2 separate regions of the Homo sapiens genome follow, and region 1 is linked to region 2. The links are chromatin loops, found by intact Hi-C in ENCODE. Cell type or tissue: PC-9. All regions are shown on one strand. Links, peaks and the distances in the headings refer to the core of each region. The heading gives the core; the rest is flanking DNA. Region 1 overlaps TMEM182 (transmembrane protein 182). Region 2 holds the start of SLC9A4 (solute carrier family 9 member A4).

Region 1 (12,986 bases), core at 1-8,000, 330 kb before region 2:
GATTTAAAAACAAATCCATAGAAGAGAAAAATTTAGCCCGAGAAATGAAAACTTTTTTCCTAAAAAAGTTAGGCAAAGTATCAAACTGCTTTATTATTGTCTAGAAGCACATATACTCTTACATGTATTTTTTTTTAAAAAGAGAGTGTTTTGGATTATTTAAAAATGACAGACTTGATCTTTCACTTCTTAGATGTAACTCGACTGCCTTTAAATGGGCTTTCACAACTTGAGTCATGAGCAGTTATAGGTTACTTGGGGAAGAATCATAAATTCGAGATGATTCAATGGCCTCCTTTAGTCATGCTTCCACACAAATGCAGAGGCAACTCATTTCAGTTTTCCATGGGCATAAGAAAAGCCATAGAACTGCACAGTCAAAACACTCATTATGAAGTTAAGGTGAAAAGTAAACTAGAATCAGAAAACAAAATCGTCCTTTTTCTACGTAAAGGCTGCACACACTCTAAAGGTAGTGCAATATTTAGCAGGGCATCTACATAGAATTAGAAAGTAAACATCATAAAATGTTAAGGATGATAGCATCGGCTTCCTCATTGTGGCTATTTTCAACAGAGGATGGAAATGAGGATTGCTGTCACTTATTTGTCCACCAAGGTCAAACGTTGAGCCTGTGGAATAACTCAGACTGAACCCTGAGAGCACGAGTCTCATAGGTTAAGCTGAAAACATTCCCAAACATTCTGCAACAGGGAAAATGTTTCCAGGAAGCAGTGGGGGACTAGGTTACTTTTCTAGGTGGAGCTGCCTAGAAGGCAGCAGGTCACATTTGTGCTAAGTATAGAATCAAAGAAAAAATCTGGGGCCTGGGTAAGTGTGCTAAGGATAGCAGCATTCATGAAACGGTGAATTTAGAGCAGACATGTCCAGAAGAAAGAACAAAAAAGAAATTTGATAAGCTATGTATTTACTGTAATTTTTGAAGAAGAAACGAAGCAATTCTTCAAGGGAGATACTGGGAATGCCTTCTGCAGATCTGCACAGGGACACTGAATACCCTGACTGACCATACCCCTACAAAAGGCTTTTGCAGAAAATACATAAAACATCTTCATATAAACATTTCTTAAATCAGCCCATACCTAAAGTTTGAAGATATGATATTAAACTGCCATAGTCTGAAGGTTTTCCTAATGGGCAAAAGTATTCCAGGTTTATTGTTCCTCTTTCTCATTCTTTTAATTTACATATACTTTACATAGAGTAAAATGTACAGATTTCAAGTGTAAGATTTGATGGGTTTTGACAAATGTAAACATCAGTGTAGCCACAACCAATTAAAAATAGAATGTATGCATCACTCAAAGAGGTTCTTTATGCCTCTTCACTCTCCTACCCAAAGCATCTATCACTATAGCTCAGTTTTGTCCTTAGAACGTCATTATAAATGGAATCATAGCAGTATACAGTCTTTTGTTTGGGAATGTTTTTACTCAACATAATGCCTGAGAATGCATTCATGTTCTCAAGATGTGTTCACACTTCATTCCTTTTTATTGCTGAGCATTATTCCATCGTATGAGTATATCAAAATTTGTTTATCTGTTTATCCACTGATAAACATTTGGGTTGTTCTAACTATTATGAATGAAACTACTGGGAATATACCGTTTTGTGATGTTCTAACTCATACATGAAATTTTGAAATAATGGATAACATTTTCTTAGACAAATGATTTTAGAAAAATATGGTAATGAAATTTTTGTATGGAGCACAATCTTAGGCAAAACTGATAAAATGGCACTGGAACTTATCGATGCTACGGCAGGCACCTGAAGTGCACCTGCTGAAGCTTCCTCCCTTTTCCCCACCCACAAGCAGCCCTGCTAAATCCAACTGAGAACATGGTTCTTAATAAAACACTGCCTTAACTGTCTTCCTCAAACATTAATTCCTCAGCAAAACTTTTAACAATTATTCCATAGCGCTCAATTATTGTAGGAGATTGGAAAGCTGAATGGCTCATTCAGCTTTCATCGTTCAGCCACCTAGAACACAACCCATCCTTATAGCATTATTTCTGGAACTCCTTTGGAAAAAGACTTGCCTCTGCAATATTTAAGGAGCATCTCTAGGCTTTAATTTAGGGGGTCAAAAATTACAACCAAGGAGAAAGAGCTAGACTCTTAAGAAGCTGGCTGTGTGAGAACAGGCAGCTGATTAACCTCTTAGGATGGAATCTCAATGCTCCCTCATGCTACGAATGCTGTCGGGGTCCATTAGGATGATTTGACTTTAGCCCTGCATTCATAAAAGACTCCCAATTAGCCTTTGCATGATATCTACAAATCATGTTGTATATAGGGTCATTCATTTATGTATGAATTGTAAAAGCATAGAGAGTTAATATATTAAATATAAACACTAAAAATGCTACAATATTTGCAAACTTGTTTTCATATGTATTAATTTTAACAACGAGGAACCTTAGAAATCGAAGTGTCTGAGGGCTTTCTCTACTTCAGTGAAGTCCTCTATGTCTTGCTAAAGGACGAAATATGAGGATTAGTGCAGCGTGACCAGCTATCACAGGTGCATTCCAGAGTCCAACATGTACTCTTAACTTTCTCCATATTATATCTGGGAAAAGGGAAATTTGCCACTTCCACATTTGCTAAAGAGTAATATTTGTCATAATATTGTAATGTACTTTCAAAGTAGTCTCATAAATATTATTGCATTCATCAAAATATTTAGACAATCTTTCTGAGAAAAGCTAGAAGTTACTTTAAATGATTTAAAATTGTGTTTTTGAAAAATTAGTTTGCTCTTCTTTACATTAGTATGCTATTGTTTTCCCATAAAATTATGCTTCAGATTACAGAACAACTAATGCATAATCGTCCACATTCTTTATCTCCATTCTTCATTTTCTCAGACTTGTTTTCCATTTTTTCTCCAATTTTCTGACACAGCCTTAATTCTTTCTGCTGTTACAATATCATGATTACACTTTTCTGATTTCCAAACACTCATTGCTGCACACACTTCATCATTCTGCTTTCCAAATACAATAATTCCCTCTTCCCTTTCATTTTCTAGACTCATAGTTTGATTTAGTCAACAACATATATAAAATGCTGATTGGGTTTCTCAAGCATTTATAACTTTCTTAGATTGTCATAACAATTTTTATCATTAAACATCCTACATACCCAGTGCTCTGTACTCTACTGAGTAACAATCATTAACAGAGAATGACCATGGGGGTTTACCTATTTCCACAAGTAATTAGGGGTTTAATCTGAAAATGAGAATTTCATCTAATGCCAAGGAAATATTTATTCACAAGAATTGAGTTTCAGGAAGTAGGATGTGATTGAGGGCACACCCCTGGATTCTGACTGCCCTGGTTCAAATCCTGCCTCAAAGTTTCACACTTTACACTTTATTGAGTAACCCTGAGCAACTTTCGTACTGCTCTGTCTCAGTTTCTTCATTGGTAAAATAGAGAGGATCCAAGTGCCTACCTCAGAAAGTAGTCATGAGGACCGAACAGAGGAAAAGTCCTGAAAACAGTGCCTGGAACATGACAAACAACTAATAAGCATGGGCTAATTTTGTTATTATTATTATTATTATTAAGCTTTGGCACGAGCTCCTGCTAATGGTTAGCAAATGTTACTCTCTGAAATCTTCTAAAGCATCAGAGATTCTCATGTGACTGGGCTATTTCAGGACAGGCCAAGAGGCAAAAGAATAAACTCGCTGTGGTGTCTTCCAGTCCTGAGATTTCAGAGGAGTAAGGGAATGATGACCTCCAATGCATCTCCCAGTGTCTTTCTGGAACTCTCCACGAGGTGGCACCAGTCACCCCACAGTCCCATGACAAAATGTTTTGCCAAGAACAGAAGGTGAATCCAGGCTCAAGCTCGTTCGTATTGAGGACAATTTCTTCTTTGAGTGTCCAGTCAAGCCAACCGCCTTCCCCTGCCCATCAGCCCTTTACTTCTAGGAAGTAAAAATTCTTTTCAGGACAGACCGTTAGCCTAGGTCAAGCACATTAGGCTTCTCTTTCCATACACGAAAATGTAAAGAAAACAAATGGCTCAGAAAAAAAAAATTATAAAACTTAGTGAAAAAACCAATACAATATTTTTTGGCCACTCACTACTAGTTAGTTCTGAGCAAAGTGACTATTTGGGGGATAGGATGGTTTTCAATGAAAGGAAATATTTGCAAAGAAATTAAATCCCTTAGTACTGAGTAAATAGTAGATAGTAATGAGACACATATTTTGAAAAAGGAGAATAAAGCTTATGGAAATTCAGTCTGCCTTTTCACTGTGACAAAACCTAATTCCAGACCAGAGACAGTATGGGTTTTTTTTGTTTTTTTAGAGACAGGATCTCGCTCTGCCAGGCTGGAGTACAGTGGTGCGGTCACAGCTCACTGCAGCTTCCAACTCCTGGACTCAAGCAATCCTCTTGCATCAGCCTCCCGAGTAGCTGGGACTGCAGGCACCACCACCACACTCGGTTCAGAGAAATAATCTTCTCACTTTGCACATCTGAAAACCGTCTTTCAGGATAAAGATTAATGATGCCTCATTATAGTATGTCATATGAGTAAAAACATTTGTTTGCCAGGCCTGTCATTTTACTTCTTAGAAGAACAGCACATTTTTTTTTTTTTGAGGGAACGATAGGAGTGTGGGGAAGCATTTATTCAAGTTTGAAGTTTAAGGTTGTTCAGAAAAGCTCCACCAAAGGTATTCCTGAGATGGTGATTTATCTGGGCAGGTGTTAGACCGTGAACCAGAATGTCTCCAACAAGGTTGGAGGTTGGGTGGACAACAAGGTCCGTCAGGTTGGGTGGACACTTACAGGAAAGCAATGGCTCTCTCCAAAGAAATGGCTCTGTGTCTCCTCTCTTCACATTCTCATTCCTCTCTTCACATTCTCACAGCCTTCACCCAACTAAGATGTTCCAGACTCAAGGAGCAGGCTTTGGGATTTGATTTCCTCATTTTCTCCCATATTAGTGCCCCATTTTAAAATGGATTCTAACAACCAGTTAGACACATTTCCACTGAAGAGCAATGCGGGGAAAATAAGCTTGCAAGGAAGAATCAGAGAAAGAAAAGTAATCACATTTAAAATATTTTTGTAAATAAAAGCCGTCACATCTCTTTTCTATATAATATTAAGCAAGGCTGACTAATGCTGGCATTTGACATTTGTGGAAAATGTCAGACCAAGGACGTTGGAAAATCCACATTAAAATTTGAAGGAAGGTGTTCCCATATTATAACAGGATCAGTGTCTGGATGACAGTGATTTTTTAGACAAATCCCAACTGTGACAATGGAAGGCACAAAGCGAGTCTACAAAGCAGGTACTTTTAGAAATATGAGTGTAACTAGTCTATGCTGTTTAGAAGGCAGATCTAGTGCACCTGGGTCTTTTGATCATCAAAACTGAAGACACTAATTCTAGTACAAGAGATGCATCTGACTGGCATATCAGTAACAAATAGTTTATATTAACTACTTTTTTTTTCCACCACCAACCTCCCACACACCAGAGCTCTTAATATGTTAAGTCTGAACTCAGGTAAAATATTCGGTTTCCTATTGGGAAGCTATGCTTTTGGTTTTCTCCTGCAAGCCTACTTGTCACATACCAGGGAAAGTCAGAGAAGCTTTTAAAAAACCACTGTAGTGGATCCAACCCAAATGCCCATCAACCAACAAGTGGATAAAGAAACTGTGGTACATATATACAATGGAATACTACTCAGCCATTAAAAAGAATGAATTAAAGGCATTCACAGCAACCTGGATGAGGTTGGAGACTATTATTCTAGGTGTAACTCAGGAATGGAAAACCAAACATTGTACGTTTTCACTAATATATGCAAGCTAAGCTATGAGGACGCAAAGGCATAAGAATGATACAATGGACTTTGGGGACTTGGGGGGAAGGGTAGAAGGGGGCAAGGGATAAAAGACTACAAATAGAGTGCAGTGGATACTGCTTGGGTGATGGGTGTGCCAAAATCTCACAAATCACTGCTAAAGAATTTACTCATGTAACCAAACACCACCAGTACCCCAATAACCTATGGAAAAATTGTTTTAAAAAATAAAATAATAAAAAAAGAAACTAAAATGTGAAGGAAAAAAAAGAAAAAAAGAAAAGCCACTGTAGCCACACCTTGGCCAGCCCCTCCCAGGGAGTTCCCTGCGCTTGTCCACAGTGTGCAGCTATTTATAGCCCAGATCTCTCACAGGATAGACATAGAGACAGCAGGGCTGCGTGTGCATGCAGATGTGGATGCCAGGGCTGCGTGTGCCTGCAGGTGTAGACGGCAGAGCTGCATGTGCCTGCAGGTGTGGACGGCAGGGCTGCGTGTGCCTGCAGGTGTGGACGGCAGGGCTGCGTGTGCCTGCAAGTGTAGACAGCCTGCCTCCAGGCTGTCGGCAGTTCTTCCTAAGCCGTCCTGCTCTTGACTTGCCCCACACACTCTCCTGCTCTGACAGCCGCCACATCCTCCTTTACCTGGAGGAAAACATGAGGAGCCTCTGCGAGCAACATGTTCAGCCTCAGCCAAAGGAAAATGAGCACCTGAACTATGTTGCTTGGTTTCTGCGAGCTGTTTTTTCTAGTATTAAGGAGAAAAAAATCCTGAATTACGTATTATGTATCCATCTTATCTCTCTTATCTCAGTTGCAAATAAATGTGGTTTACTGATGGGCTATTGCCATTTCTTTTGATCTTTTGAAAACAAAAAAGGAAACCAAACCACAAATCCCACTTCCTTTTAAGTCAGTCTAACCTGCTAGAGATGGGAACTTCCTATTCCCTTTATATCTACTAACCTTTCCTACACTAGATTAAGTGTTTCCATCCCTACACTTACAGAAAGCACTGCCTCCAGAGCAGGGAAGGACGGGTGAGCTGCAGACGGCTGTGCTTCAGGCATTTTGCCGCACATGGCAGAGGATTCACACAATTCATCCCAATCAGCCCTGCTCATATCCCTGGTGAGAGGCAATAACTTGTGAGCTGTCTGGGGCAAAGAGCTCACCCTGTGCTCGTGGAATGGGGCAGAGCAAGCAGGCACATGCAGGAAACAAGACTCAACTTGGCCTCTGTGGTGTTTCAAGGGACTAAGCTACACTGCAAAGATACCCTTTGCTTCCATGAGCACATCCTGGACCTGGAATAGGGGCTGCTTGAATCCTTCTACTCTCAAGACGTCTAGGTAGTCTCACCAGCCTGTGAGTCTAACAAGGGACTTAGTCCAAGGTTCAGAGCTCTGCAGTCTCCTCCACCCAGAAAGACTCTGTTTCTACTTTCTGCAGCAAAATTCCACATACATCCCAGTTTGCCATTTAAGAAAAGGCTACTTCAATTATGGCAGAAAAATGTTTCTAGCTTGATGTGCTGGTAAGATATCAAATTTTATGGCTGATCTCCCAATGCCAGTGTCCTGAGTGTCCAGGCCACATCCTTACTCATTTCACACACGTAGATGTCCTGCTGACATACAGAAATTGCTGTGTTGATGTTGCTTTGCACAGGGATTATGACTATTCAGCTCTACAGTAATTTTCTTCATATAAGCCAATGTTTAGAATGCCATGCCTACCCATCCTAACACTTCCTGCGTCTTTCCTATCACATCCAATGCCACGGGGCAGGAGGAGATGCGTGACAACCCCTGTGTATCTAAGAGTTCTCTGTGAGTCCACGTTAAAACAAACAGCAGCAGTTTAGGTCCTGCAGAGTTGTGTGATCACTTGCTGAAACACAGGCTGAGGGTCAATGTCCTGACAATGACTACACTTTGCCCAGAACTGACTCTCCTGGAAACAGGTGGCCTGGCCTGCCTGAGGAAGTCTCTGCCCAAGTGTAGGGAGAAGCAATATCCACCTTCCAAGCCTTCTGAGCCTTGCTCTGAGCCTGTTGACCCAGCAAAGGGAACACCATGGGCCCCACCGCTCCTACCCCACAGCCTGATATCAGCATCCCTCTGCCATGCACGGAATGTCTAAACACAGTGCTGCTGATGCCAAAGAGTCTTCCTATGTGCACATACCCAGCAATGGTCATAGAAAATTTAGCTCTGCCCTTCCCTAACACCATCTGCCCAAAAATACAGACAGCGTCCAATTCTGTTTGTGGCATCGATAAAGCAGCCACCGCAAGCCTGAGCCCAGGCTGCACCTGCTCCTAGTTGTGGGCAGAGCTCAATATGCTGGCCCAGGGTTGGCATGGAAGCCTCAAGAGCGAGTGACCAGTCACATTCCATCCCACGCAACAGGGTAGCTCTCCCTGCTCTTGGTAAACAAATGGTCATACACAAACAATGTAGAGTTGTGCTGAGGTGGAAATTAAAGAAAGAAAAATAAAATTAAGTAGAAAAAGAAATAAGCTTCCCTGTATTAGGCTGACTTATCCCAGAGGCAGCAACAGGCATAGCCCAGACCCAGGAAAAGCCTTGTAAACACTATCTAAGAAGCTAGGACACAAAGGAATGTACTCTGGAGAACTCCCTCAGCAAAGGGAGAAGAAAAACAAATTTTCCTTTCCCTTTTTAGTATGAGTTTATAGCTTCCTGTTCTCTGTAACTAGTAACTTCAAGTATTTTGTTTTATCTAAGCGGCACAATGAAGGTCATGAGAAGCCTGAGCAGGCCTGAACTACAGCCATCTGGGCACCATAGCAACGGTTATGAGATAAGCCCGTGCTAGACACTAGAGCAAACCCAGATAACAGCCATCTGGGCTGCACCGCAATGGTCATATGTAATCCTGAGTTACATACCTACCACAATTTGATTAACTGTCTTTGTTCTGCCTCTGTTTCTTTGCTTTCATGCCACTGAAAGCCTGCTTCAAGCTAGCCCACCCCCTTTTTGAAGTGTGTATAAAGTTCAAGAGCTGTCTTTGTTCTGGGCCCAGTCTCAGGATGTTAATCCACTGGGTCTGAGTGCACTCCATAAAATCCTCCTGCTTTACCCTGAGGTCTCTCTGGTCCTCCTGATTCCTGCAACAGTGCCACAAAGGAAATTATAATAAAAGTCAAATGTAAAGTAAGTGTCCTCTGAATCACCTAGTTTCATGGCTTTGAAAATGGGAACACCTTGGACACCTCAGAACTTCTCGGGGCTTTTGCATGAAGTCCTGAGCAAGGAAACACTTGGCCCTTTACCATAAGCAACACAAGGTTCATTTAAAAAAATCTGACATGTATAATTATTGTGTCAATTAAAAATCACAATAAAAACAAAAAGAAAAAATCCACCAGTTACAGGTGTATGGATATATGAGTACATTAAATGCTTTATCCTCCTACACAGTTCTCAGCCAAACATAACTCTTCACGTATATTGCTTTTTGCACAAATTGCAAAATGGAAAAAGACCAACAATTTTTTTTCAAAGCTACTAAACACACACACACACACACACACACACACACACACACACACACACAAACTGTCCAAAACCAGAACGAAAACCAGGATCAAAGCAGTTCTGAGTTTAAAACGATCATGCTGCCCATAATACATTATCACTAAACTATGGTGATTACATGTTCCCTCTATTGAAAAACTGTGGTTACAAAAAAAAAAGCAAGGAAAAAGAAGAAACAAATATTTGTACATGTAAACAGAGCACTGTTATTTCTGGGAAGACCATAGAAAAATGTGTACCCTTACTGGAACTTTGAAAAGGGAAAGGGTAAAGTGTCGTTTGGGTGAGAAAAATTTTTTTGGCCAAGAAGATGCTCAGTTTTAAGGGATATAAGGATATGGGATTTGGTCCTATGGAATTATGAATTCAAGCAGAGGGATGATAATTTATCAGATCTAAGTGAAAAAAGCCAGACACAAAAGTCCACATATAGTGTGATTTCATTCATAGGAAATATTCAGAATAGGCAAACCCATACAGATAGAAAGTAGATTAGAGGTTTCTTAGAGCTGGTCAGGAGAGAAGGAGAGTAGAAAACAAGGTTTCTCTGTGGAGTAATAAAAATATTCTGAAGTCAGATAGTGGTGATTCTTGCACAACTCTGTGAATGTACTAAAACCCTACGCTGAATTATACACATCAAAATGGTAGGTTGTATGTTGATTACATCTCAGTAAAAAAGGCTTTTACAATGAAGAGCTCTAATGGCTAAATCCAGTGAAAGAAAACAGTTCAAATAAAAGACAAAAGAAAGAATGGTTTAACAGGGTTCTTCTCAGAGTGAGATTTTTTTTTTTAGCTCTTTAAACTGTTGGGGCTCAGGAAACAAAACTCCAAAATGAAGCCCCAGCAGCAGCCTCAGGAGCAAAAGTTTTTCTCTGACCTTCTCCTGCCCTCCTGCCTCCCAGTCCTGTTCTCTCCCGAGGCTGGCCTTAGAAACCACAAAGGTCCCCTCTCCACAAAGGTGAATCATAGAAACCAGAACTCCTTTCCCCAAAGCCAGCCACGAAACCTGAACATATTACTCTAACTCTCCCTCCACCTTTCTGTGTAAAAATTGGCCACAAAGGACAAAGGAATTGACCGGACCTACCTTGTTTGCCAATTCCAGAGAGGGTCCCGCCCCACACCCAGAAGGAAGGCGTGCTGCTCAGTGAAGCCATGAAGAAGCTAAACGGACAGGCCTCGCTGGGTTCCCCACTTAGTCTATGACCATTAGATCCTGCCCTTTTTGTCCAATCATATTTCTACACAGCTGCCCATCCTTTGTTGAACCTAAGCATAAAAATGGACAATTTGCCCATATCTTTTTGGGTCTTCAATCTGAAAGCTCCCAGGTATACACATGAAATTATATGTATGCCTTTTCTTCAATTAATCTGCCTTTTCCAAGTGGATTTTTCAGGGAACCTTCTGTTCCTCTTGGCCCCTACAAAATACAGGATCTAGATCTGATTATTATTTTTATTCCCTCTGCAGAATTAAGCACAATCTTATGCAGAAAGTATTGTGTTACCTGAGCACTGATGAAATGACACTGGGCAGCATCACAAGCCATCTTTCCAATGATTAGAAGGACAGTAACCTTCTCCATTCTGTTCCTTTCCTTCAACTGTCACTACAGTGTCACCTAGGAGCACTCTGTCACTCTGGTTTGATGTTACAATACAGCATAGTATGTACAGTTTGGTCTCAGTCATACTGAAGTTTGGCTAGTTTTCTAGAATTATCTTTACAAATAATAGCCTGTGCTTATGTTTCCAAGTTAATAGTCTGGCTTTCACTGCCTAATTAAATGAAAAGGGCTTAAAATTCACAAGACTCACCTCTTCAATTACTTTTCTATTTGTAGTGTGATCATTTTAGCAGAAATTAAATTAGTTAGAAACCTAACTAAAATAAATGCAAGCTTCACACAGAAAATAATATATTCAGATAATTCATATGGATCACAATTAATTAATTATTTTTTTTTTTTAGACAAAGTCTCGCTCTGTCATCCAGGCTGAAGTGCAGTGGCACAATCTCGCTCAATGCAACCTCCGCCTCCCGAGTTCAAGTGATTCTCCTGCCTCAGCCTCCTGAGTAGCTGGGATTACAGGCACATGCCACCACGCCTGGCTAATTTTTTTGTATTTTTAGTAGAAACAGGGTTTCACCATGTTGGCCAGGCTGTTCTCAAACTCCTGACTTCAAGTGATGCACCCACCTTAGCCTCCCAAAGTGCTGGGACTACAGGTGTGAGCCACCACACCTGGCATCAACAAACAATTAAGAAAATGAATGGGAGTGATGTAGAAAAATATTTTTGTACCTATGATAAATCATGAGTGTATGCTTATCATAAATATCATCACAGGGCTATCTTTGAAGAGCTCAGAAAATGCCTACCCATATCATATGCTGATATGTTACAGAGACTTATGTTACGATCCCCATTTACAGACAGAAAATTAATAGGGTAAGAGGTTAACAGTCTCTTACACACCTTGGAGTGAGTCAGTGACAGAGTTTTCTCCTCTAAGCCTCAGTGTTCTCCTCTTTATAATAATGGCCTTACAGTGAGCAGAGACTATCATGATGGTTAAATGTGTCAGCATGTGGAAAAGGGAAAGTCCCTGAAAAGTGTCCGACACACAGTTAGTGTTCAAGAAGTATTGTATACAAATATTATTAGTTAGTGTTCAAGAAGTATTGTATACAAATATTATTGTGTTACTGTTACTAGAAGGCTGACGCCTGAATATAGAAATGAAAAATAGAAAGACATGAAGAAAAACCGTGGCTGAAAGTCATACCCATTGCACCGTACGTACCTGCAGCAATATATGAGCCTCCCCCAGCTTTGTAGAGAAAATGGCTGGCGAAGGGGGCTGCACAGATGATCAAAAAGCTTGCGATGACTACAGCAACTACCCCCAGGAGCATCAGGACTGCCCAGAAACCACGGTAAACTGGAGACCCCAGGAGGAAAAGAGAAAAGAAAGAAAAATACACTTAGATTGTGTACACAGCAGATTGTCACAGTCAGTTGCTTTCATCTTCATTTTTCTAATTTCAGCTATGGCACTGCTAGATAGAATGCCAGGGATGGGTCTGAACAAACAGGAGATCTTATCAGATGACCTTGGAATCAGTGATGTCCAAGCTGGTGACCTTCAATCAACTCCTCTTGCTCAATGTTTGTACCACACACATGCTTAATATACTGTGGGAGCTCTTTTTTCCATCACGATTTTCCATTTTAGAAGCAAGAAGACCTAAGGTTCTTGCTTCTAAAGAGTTCTCCCATTTAAGTACCCAGTTGGGTAGCCTAGAAGTGTTTCATACCGAATGTCCAAACACATGTAAATGCATTCACATTATTTACAAACACTACCTCACATCTTCTTCTAAGATATATTTGTACCATGATTATCTCTGAGAGCTGATAATAGTCACCCCAAGCCCCTAACCACAACAAAAATATCCACTTCTATTTAGATTGTTGGCTCTATAGAAAACAGTCTAAGGCAATAAAAAATGACAAGCAAAACC
Region 2 (9,452 bases), core at 1-8,000:
ACCTAAGGAAGGCGGTGGACTTCCAGCCATAGGCCATGGGGAGCCAGCAAATATCTCCTTGGGAATTGTTAGATTCACCCATCCATAGATGATATGAGCTTCCCTGACCATGGCTTTGAACTTCTCCATTCACTATAAGCAAGAAAGTTAACACAACAGGGTATAATTATCACCAAGGAATACCATCCCCACTTTCATTTGGCTTCAGGGTTGGTGTAAGCACCTCTTCTGGAGCACTGAACTCATCATTTTCTAATCACTGCTTATTTCTGCATTTCCTCTTCCTCCTCTTTATTTTACTTATTTCTTCTTCTCCTCCTATTTCTCCTCCTCCTTCTTCATCTTCTCTTTGTCCAACTCCTGCTGCTCCTTCTTACTCTCTTCCTCCTCCTTCTTCCTTTTTCCTCCTCCTCCTTCTCCTTATCCATCTCCTCCTTCTTCTCTTTCTCCTTACCGTTTTCCTTCTCCTCCTTCTTCAGTTAGTGCTTATTTTAACCAAACTTAACTTTTTTCAATATGTAAAGGAGGTGGAAGAGCCCATAGTGTGATTTTCTCAGGCCCTGTGGCTCCCCAGTTTGGCCCTGCTTCCAGGAATCCAGTTTCCTGAAATGGTTCCAACATTCACCTGCCTTAAGCCAAGTTGCTCTCTACACAGTTGTAGCAGGAAGAGGCCACACACCTATAAGTAGGGCCTTGTAAAGGGAAATGCTACATGCCTTTCACATTTTAAAACTTCTCCCTTTCATGATGGACAATAGAGTCAATCATTTAAAATTTACAGTTTCAGGCCTTAGAGCTTAAATGGACACAAATATTAAAAGTCCTGTCTGAAAGTCAAAGAACGCCCTACAATTATGTTCTTCCCAAAGATTCAAGAAACATTCATCTGTGATGTTCTAAGATGTGGAACTGAAGTAGAAGATAAACCACAAAGTCTGAGGTGGCTTTGTATTATCTTTGTTATACATTATCTTTGTTTTATAAGTGCATATAGTTGGGTGTTTTAAAAAGGATTGGGGGAGAGTTTTGATGTTTTTCTGTCAGAGTATCTATGGGCAATAAGTACTAAGTTAACCTATCTTCCCCGTTAGACCAAGTCCCTTGAGGTCAGGGACCATGGTCATTTCCACATATTTCATGGGTTCTCAGAAAATGTACCTTGATGGAATGAGGAATAAAAGAATGAATCATAATAATGATTATTAATTTTATTCTGATTCATGTTTTATAACATAATCTTTAAAAACTCATATGCATTTCTTAAGTGCTGAAATTATAAATCATCATCATCATTATTATTTTGGCCCTAGTAAACAAGCCCTTATACATAAAACTACCAGCCCAGTAATTGGCACATAGTATATATTCAATAAATATGGCCTTTTTATCTCCTCACTCCTCATGTCCATATGGAATATAAAAATAATCTAAATTCTTGAAGACTAGTAAATATGAAATTGTACTCGAATAAGCGTGTTCTGATATCCTACTCTTTTTTTCTAAAGTATGTTAAATTACATCATGAAAATCAAGAACATTTAAACCAACAGTTCTATGAATAATCGTATTTTCACAGTGTTCTTCGCTCCTAGACAGAATGAATCTGGGTGCATACAATGCCTCTACAAAACAAGCTAGGTTTTACACAAATATAAAACCAAGACAAAATGCAGCCTTTCTGCGTTTAGATGTTTACTGATAAACAGAGCAACTAGCTAGTCAGTGACAGGACGAGTTTCCTGGTACTCAGATTGACTTGAGCCATTTCTGTGAAGAGGAAGCCAGGTTGTGGAATGGGGAGCAGGGAACACAGAATCTCTAGCATATTGTTTTAAAAGGAAAACTCAAGTACCAAGTAAGATCACCTTGAACACAATCAGTGTCTATATGATTTCACAAAAGATGTTAGACTGTTCTGAACTGAGAATGTTATCCATTTGGAAAGCCATTTTTACTTGTATACCTCTTAAAAATATAGTAAGATCCTTTGTGTAACTTATTCACTAAGCAAATTGCACAAGACTTCTTCAAACTAACATTCCTATTTAATATTCACACTTTACTAGCTCAAAATGAATAGCAACTATAAAGGAGAGTCTAAAGGGGACACCTATACCAGTGTCCCCACACCCACAGGGAGGGAGCTAAGTGAATAGCCAGAGCACACAGAAGGTAACTGCCAGACCTCAAGGCTCAACCCACATTACACACCCATCCTAGAGAAAACATACACATATAAATAAATGAGAATTAAAATGTTTCATTGATTCTATCTCAATAAGGCAATCTACATACTCAAATAGCATAAAGTTTATAGCTGAGGCAAAGGAGGCATTGTGCTTAGCATTTGAGATAATTATATTAATTTTCCACTTTAGAATAAGCTGGTTTTAAAGAGATAAGGAGGAGCAGTTAGGGATTAAACAGTCACAGAGTATAGCCACCTCTTTGGTTTTTGACACAAAGATCCCTTGATTGGAATTTAATCTATTAACTTGGATTCACTTTATTTCACAAAGGAAATTAGAGGTGCCTCACTGGCCCCACTTGGTAGGTATAAACTAATATTTTACTGACAGATATAATCTTATATGCCCCGACATCCCATCACTGAGTAATACAAGTTGCCTATGGTTTTCTTGTTTTTTGCTTTCTGTCAATTTGCAAGAAGCACACGCTACTTTTAAAGAATAAACAATGGGGTGATTGATGAAGCCCACAATTACACAGCCAAGAATATTTTACAGAAGAAACATTATGTGTTTCCTGAAATTTCCACCTTGCATCATGCCCAGGTCTACGTGCTTTATTCTCTATATTTTTAAAGCATAGAATTTGAGAGTTTTGCATGTCAACAATGTCACATGGTTGTCACCCTGAAATGAGAAGAAACCAACACAGCCCAGTACCCAGAAGTATGCTCTCAAATTTCAAAGAGCAATCTCAAAGTATTAAATAGCTTAGTAAAATGCAGTTATGACTTTCCCTTGACTGAAGGGAAGAGAATTTTTAATGTAATAGCAGTAACAGTTAAAATCCTCTTAGCCCGTTATCTATAAGGCATTTTCACATTCACTATCTTATGTAAAAAGATAACTCACCAAACCAGGTGTTTAAGGACTTACCTATTTTTGCAAGGGATGCTAGAAGTATCCAGAGAGTGACCTCATAAGGAATTTGCACATAGTCATAATCCAGTTCAAAAACAGATATCCCTTCCTCTGGCTCTGAGCTGGCAGCAGCAAACCAAGCGTTAGATGCATACTGAGCAGTGGAATTTGCAGATTCATTCAAATCAGAAGATGCTTCAGAACACTCAAGAGCCACTAGCAGTAGCAAACAATTCCAAGGACTGTAAGTCACGAACATCTGCAGAGCCATTCCTGTGGGCTTCTCCTACCTACACCCCTGTGTGGATGTGTGCCACACATCTGAAGTCGGGGAGGCTTCTAGAGAGTGACTGCATCCACCTGGGTCAAAAGTAATATAGGTACAGTCTGTGGGTCCTCCCAAGAAGATTCCGAGTGTGTTATTGAGCTCTGTATGTAGACACTTTCTAATCTGGTTTAAATCGTTTGTGTTCAGGCAACTCAGCTTCCAACTCAAATGCAGTTATTCAATAGACTTGTTAAAGTCCATGGAGCTACCTGGAGGACCTCCATCCAATCATGGCTTGAGCAATTTATGAAAGAAATAAAAATCTCTTCACTTAAAGGCATTTCCTCATTTCACTGCATACTGGCTTTGTCTTGTGGGTGAAAATTTAAAAGGATACTGTAGTGCTCATTCCACAGATCACTGGAGTCCTTCTAATGAGGAAAGGAAACCTTCCCTGTCTATCAGATCCCAAGAAGGAGCTACCTGATCTGCGCTTGTTCCTTCTCTCCTCCCCCTGTCCTCTCATTTGTTTTGAATGACCACGGCTTCAGGTAGCTCTGGAACTACACTTAATTATTTGCTTTGATTTGACTTTTGTAATGAAATCCTTTCTCTGAGGGTTCTCTGGAGGTCACACTGCTGACACCTAGTGGGCACCTGCAATACAACACCCTTGACACTTTCAGTTATGAACGTTAAGGTGACCATGAAATTATCTAAACCAGGACACTTTGGGGAATGAATAATAATGATAATTATGCAAAGCTATAGGCACAAACCAGAATTGTCCAGCAAACTGTCTTATATGGTCTCTATACATGAGGAAGAAGGAGGATAAGAAGGAGGTGGTAACAACAAGGATGGTAGCAAACACTGAAACTTTTGCATGTTACCAGACTCCATGAGCAGTCATTCATAGAAGGAATGAAGTTCCAGATCTCTATGAACTTTACACTATAATTTTTAAAAAACAGGAAGCCAAAGAACAAGTTCCATAAATACACCTAAATACCTGGATTTGTAAAACTCCATGGCACATCCAGATTTTCCATTTAAAAAACATTTGTTGTTGTTAAAAAGAAGCAGCATCATAGAATGTTGATGAAAGAATTTTGAGATAATTTTTATGAGCCTACTTCTCGCTCTTCTACTTGTTGCCAGGTGACCTTGGTGAAGTTAATTACCTTTCAGAAATTCCTTATCTGAAACAGAGAGGAAAATATCTGCCTCATTGAGTAGCTAGGAACATTAAATGAGATAAAGCAAGTAAAGAATTTGGCATGTAGTTGGCACTTAAATGTTAGTTTTTATTTTAAATTACATTTCTTATACTTTTAGGATAAGATACAACACTTTTGCAATGATTACTGATACTCAGTAAAAAATGAGAATAATACATCATCCATATACTACCCCAACATCTCTTTTACATCAAACTGCAAGATGCTTTGTGTTTTGTTTTTTCTTAGTTCATATTAGTGAGTGCAGGGGATTTCCCCCCAGCCAACACACACACACACACACACACACACACACACACACACACACACACACTCAGCTAACATCACTGGGAAATTGAGAAAGGAATGGTTGAGAAGGGCTAACACCTAGATGCAAATTCATAGTGAGGCAATAGAATTAAAAGTTCACATATGAATATTTTTTCTTTTTCCTTCAGTTTGACTCCAGAATAGATTAGATTCAGTCACTGAAATGAGACTATCAGGTGGACTACAAGAAGGGTACACATATTGAGTCGATTATTTTTTCTCAAAGAATATATGAATATCCTTTAATAGAAAGCTGCTTTATAATAGGTGTTTTATTTTTATTTGCATTTTATTGTACTTTTCTTTCTAAAAAGAAATGAGGGAGCAAGTCTCACATAGTGCCTTGTGGAAAGACCAAAATGAAGAATCAAAAGACTTATGTACTCAGACATTAGTTATCTGATTGGCTTTGGAAAATTACCTGTTTGAGCCTTATAGTTTGAGCCTTTATAGTTTTCTCATCTATAAAATAAAGATGCTGTCCATACCTGGTAACCCTTTCCTGCTCTAAAATTCCAAATTTTGTGAGTATATGGCAACCCGTTTAGCCTTATGATCACCTGATGGCTGATAGTCCAGTCCCTCTCAGAGTAAAAATGCCAATCTTGGGAGGATGGTAAGAGAACAACTTGAGCTCTGCAACAGTCTACTAACTTGTGGTCCAGGTTAAGATGTAGCAGCCCACTTCATCAACCATCGGCATCACTTCCACTCATGCAGTACTTTCTTACAGATGTCAGAACATTCTTTCTAAAATGATTTCTTAGTATAAGGTCCCCAGAAAGTGTATGTGAGACAAAGCTTCCATGAGAAGTGCAAACTAAGGGCAGCAAAAGTGAGGGGAAAGGGGGAAGAAAGGAGAAGCTCTTCTAGAATGACAGCATAAGAAGCACCATAGATTTCCTAGTGAAACAACTATAACTGGTGAGATCATTAAAAATCAAAAACAACCATCCAGTCTCTGGAAATTGTCCTAAGAGCAGACAGAAATTGAAAAAAATCTTCTAAATATTGGTAAGACCTGAAGGCACGGCCTGTTTTCTCTACCCACCCCTCAGCTCAATGTGAGAAAAACTCTATTCTGGATGAATGTAGCCACGAGGATGGGGCTGCCTCTAATCCCAGATCCCAGTTTATGACTACAGTTTCTACCCAGAAAAGTCAGGTTGTCAGCATACGTAACCAAACTCTGCCCTACCCCAATCCTAGCAATATGTTGAACAGACTCTATTGCAGGCAAATGTAACTGAATCTACCCCAGAAACAGCAAATTAGGAATACTGGACCCCGATAACTCTCAACTTACTCATAAGACTGAGTTTTCACAACACTGGAAATAAACCAAGATGACCAGTGGCTACTACCCCAGTCCAGCATCCCACTCACACACCAGGGGTATCACTCCAAGAGAAGTAGGTTACTATCTCTATCCCCATCTCCAGAGTAGTGGAACAGAGTTTCTGCCAAGGAGAGGAGACAGGCTATAGAACAGAGAACTCTATAACTAACTCTAAGTATGCTAACTTTATTTGGAACAAAATATAGAGATGTTCAAGCCTAAGGGCACTGTCAAAAACAATGAAGATTTAGGTTGTGAGCAAGGAAGAAAAGCTAGTAGCTCCATGATTGCAATAAGTTAAAGAGTAGACCAACTAGAAGTTTAACAGAAGAACCAGAAAAAGAGATGGCTGAAAAGAGCTCTCCTGAGGCTATAACATGTCTCAGAGACTGGTCTCAAAGATTACCCTGCAAAGGAGCCTGACTTTAATTGGATCGGACTGTGGAGTAATTTATAACCCAAGGCATTGTTGAAAACAATAGGCCATTTCAGCCAGCAGTTACTGGAGGCTAACAGTTGAGTGTGATGTCAATAGATACAACAGACCAGCTAGAAGCTTAATATATCAGTGAAAGAAAGTCAGAGAAGCCTGCTAAAACCATTGTTATTCTGGGGGAAGGGAGAAAGGGCTTAGGGGTATTATAACCATGCCCCAGGCTTCACTGGCTGAGGATCAGTATAAAAAGCTGCACAGGGAAATAGACTTTGCTGATATAGTCCAGCCAAGTCACTAAACAAACAGCAAACAATTAAGCAACAACAAGCCCTGGAGTTGGGGGAGGGGGAGAAAGCAGCATCAAGAATTGCTACAAGAAATCATCTAAAATATCCAGTTTTTAGGCAGAAAAAAATTATGGACTACATACTGTCTACAGAAGTCACATTTTAGTTTCAAAGATACCAGTAGGTTGAAAGTAAAAAAAAAAAAAATGAGAAAAGATATATTACACAAACACTATGCTAAGAGAACTTGAGTGGCTTTACACTGACGAAATATGCTTTAAAATAACAAATGTTACTAGAGATAAAGAGGGACATTTAAGAAAAAGAAAAGTGTCAATCTATCAAGAAGATGTAACAATTCAAACTTATTTATACAAAGTGGGATTTATCTCAGGAAGGCAAGGTTGGTTTAATATTTAAAAATTATTTCATATAACATACATGTCAATAGAATTAAGGCAAAACCACATGACCATTTCAACAGACTGAGAAAAGCATTTGACAAAATCAACAACCTTTTATTTTAAAAACACTCTACAGGTCAGGAATGGAAGGAAACTTCTTCAACATGATAATACACAGCCAACATCATACTTAAAGGGAAAAGACTAAATACATTTCCCTGAAAGAACAGGAACAAGACAAAGAGATACACTCTTGCCACTTCCATTCAATATTCTACTAGAGCTGCTTTTAGTCAGGGCATTTAGACAATGAAAAGAAACAAAAGGCATTCAGATTGGAAGGAAAAAAAGTCAAACTATTTCCACTTGCATGATCTTTTAAATAGATTACTCTAAAATATTTAAACAGAATATCCTGAATAATTGACTAAAAAACTATTAGATATAATAAATGAGTTTAACAAGCTTGTAGGATATGAGATCAATATGCAAAAACAAATTGTGTTTTATAGTGACAATGAATAAAACAAAATGGAATTAAGAAAATAATGCCATTTATAATAGCATCAAAAAATGCAATTCTTAGGAATAAGTTTATCAAAAAAGTGTCACACTTGTATTCTAAAAAAAATTGTTTAAAGAAGATCTAAATAAATGGAAATATGATCCAAATAATAATTATCAGTTAACTTAATTTCTCAGAAAAGATCCATTCACAGGTGCACCAGAGTATCGCAGGGTGCTGTGCGCTTTCCTGTTTATACTTGTGATGGTGAAGGGAAAATATAAACAGTTTTCATTTGCAAAGCAGAGAGTTAAAAGAATCATCCTGGAATTTTAGGTCCGCAGCAAGCTATTGGATACCTGACAGTTTTGATCTAATTATTCAGATAACTATATTGGTTGTAGAAACTTGACCTTCTCTGACCTGCCTTCCTGACCCCTTTTTGGTGCCAGTCCCAAGAATCCCTGTGGTTCTTGTCATCTGTTCATAGAAACCCGCTCACACATAGAGCCCAGTGGCAGGAAAGGAATGGCCAGACATCCTCTCCCCAGTGGGTGCCTTATAATTTAGATTGCTATATCCTGTCTTCCCTCATGGGACTAATTGAGGGTGGTACACATGGCAAGAGAATCTCCCATCCATCCCCCAGGGTTTCAGCTGTGCATAGCCAGAAGAGGAGCTTAGGGAACATTCTTCTCTTTTTACCCTCAGTTTTCTAGAGGCAACTTCTGTTTTAGAGAAGCTCCAAAGGAAAAAAAAAAAAAAAAGGCAGAACTGACACCATATTTTACACATGATGAATTAGAAAGTCACCTCTCTCCAGGAATAGTTTTCAACAAAATAATCAGCACACCTCTTCTTCCTTCCCATAACGTGTGCTCATTGTTGACTTTACCAGAAAGTATTTGTGTAGCACTCTGAGACTAAAGTATCTGTTGCTTGCCCCTGAATTCTTGATACTTTGTCAGGGCTCAAATTTATATTCTTTTTTAGGAAGAAGAATGAAAAAGAGTAGTGATAGAGAATTGGTCAATGCTGTCCAGAAAGATGATTTGCCTTCCAAGACCACAGCTAGCAATTAAACTGGATGGCCTGGATCAAGTTCTGGTATATCATACCCCTAAATTGAAAGCCTACATCTTAAGCTGGAGAGAAGTCAAAAGCTATGACCCTGCTTTCAGGACAGAAAGCTGAGCTCTGTCTCTGCTCCCCAAAGTCAAACTTCCACTGCTCAGAGTGAAACAGAGGGGATGGGTAAAGGCAAAATCAAGTCCAGGAGACCCCCCCTATATGGAAGGAGAGGGTAAATACCACAGTGTAGTCTGGGTGGATGGGGTGGGCATGAATGTAAGCTTTGAAATAAGACAGATCTTCACACCAGAGTTAATGTCAGATTCTTACAGTTCTACTGTGATAGCTTCCCTAAGGGAATACAAACTTTGCAAGGGGGAAAAATTTGAAGCTATGTGAACTTGGGCAAGTCTTAAACCTCTTTCAGTCTCAGTTACTTTATCCACGATGATGATGGTGATGATGATGATGATGCCTATTCT

What was found. Hi-C counts contacts between places; a loop is a spot of excess contacts. Peaks named below come from ENCODE experiments on the same cell type or tissue, not always from the same donor. Only the 100,000 strongest peaks of a DNase experiment are listed, where the experiment ranks them.
Region 1: it touches region 2 in a loop (6-fold over the local background); 13 of 110 quality-filtered maps call a loop at or near these places.

The regions. Positions count from the first base shown.
Region 1 is chr2:102,797,280-102,810,265 of GRCh38, reverse strand. TMEM182 (transmembrane protein 182) reads right to left here. Exons shown (of 5, transcript NM_144632.5): 4 at 12,266-12,403. Among named protein-coding and RNA genes, the nearest start is that of TMEM182, 42 kb to the right of the region's middle. In PC-9, for the core only: CTCF peaks have their summits at 3,640 and 3,840 (motif pointing right); no DNase peak of the experiment used is centred there.
Region 2 is chr2:102,467,689-102,477,140 of GRCh38, reverse strand. It overlaps SLC9A4 (solute carrier family 9 member A4), which reads right to left and starts at 3,915. Exons shown (of 12, transcript NM_001011552.4): 1 at 3,126-3,915. The coding sequence starts at 3,381. In PC-9, for the core only: CTCF peaks have their summits at 3,821 and 4,038 (motif pointing left); a DNase peak (open chromatin) is centred at 3,970.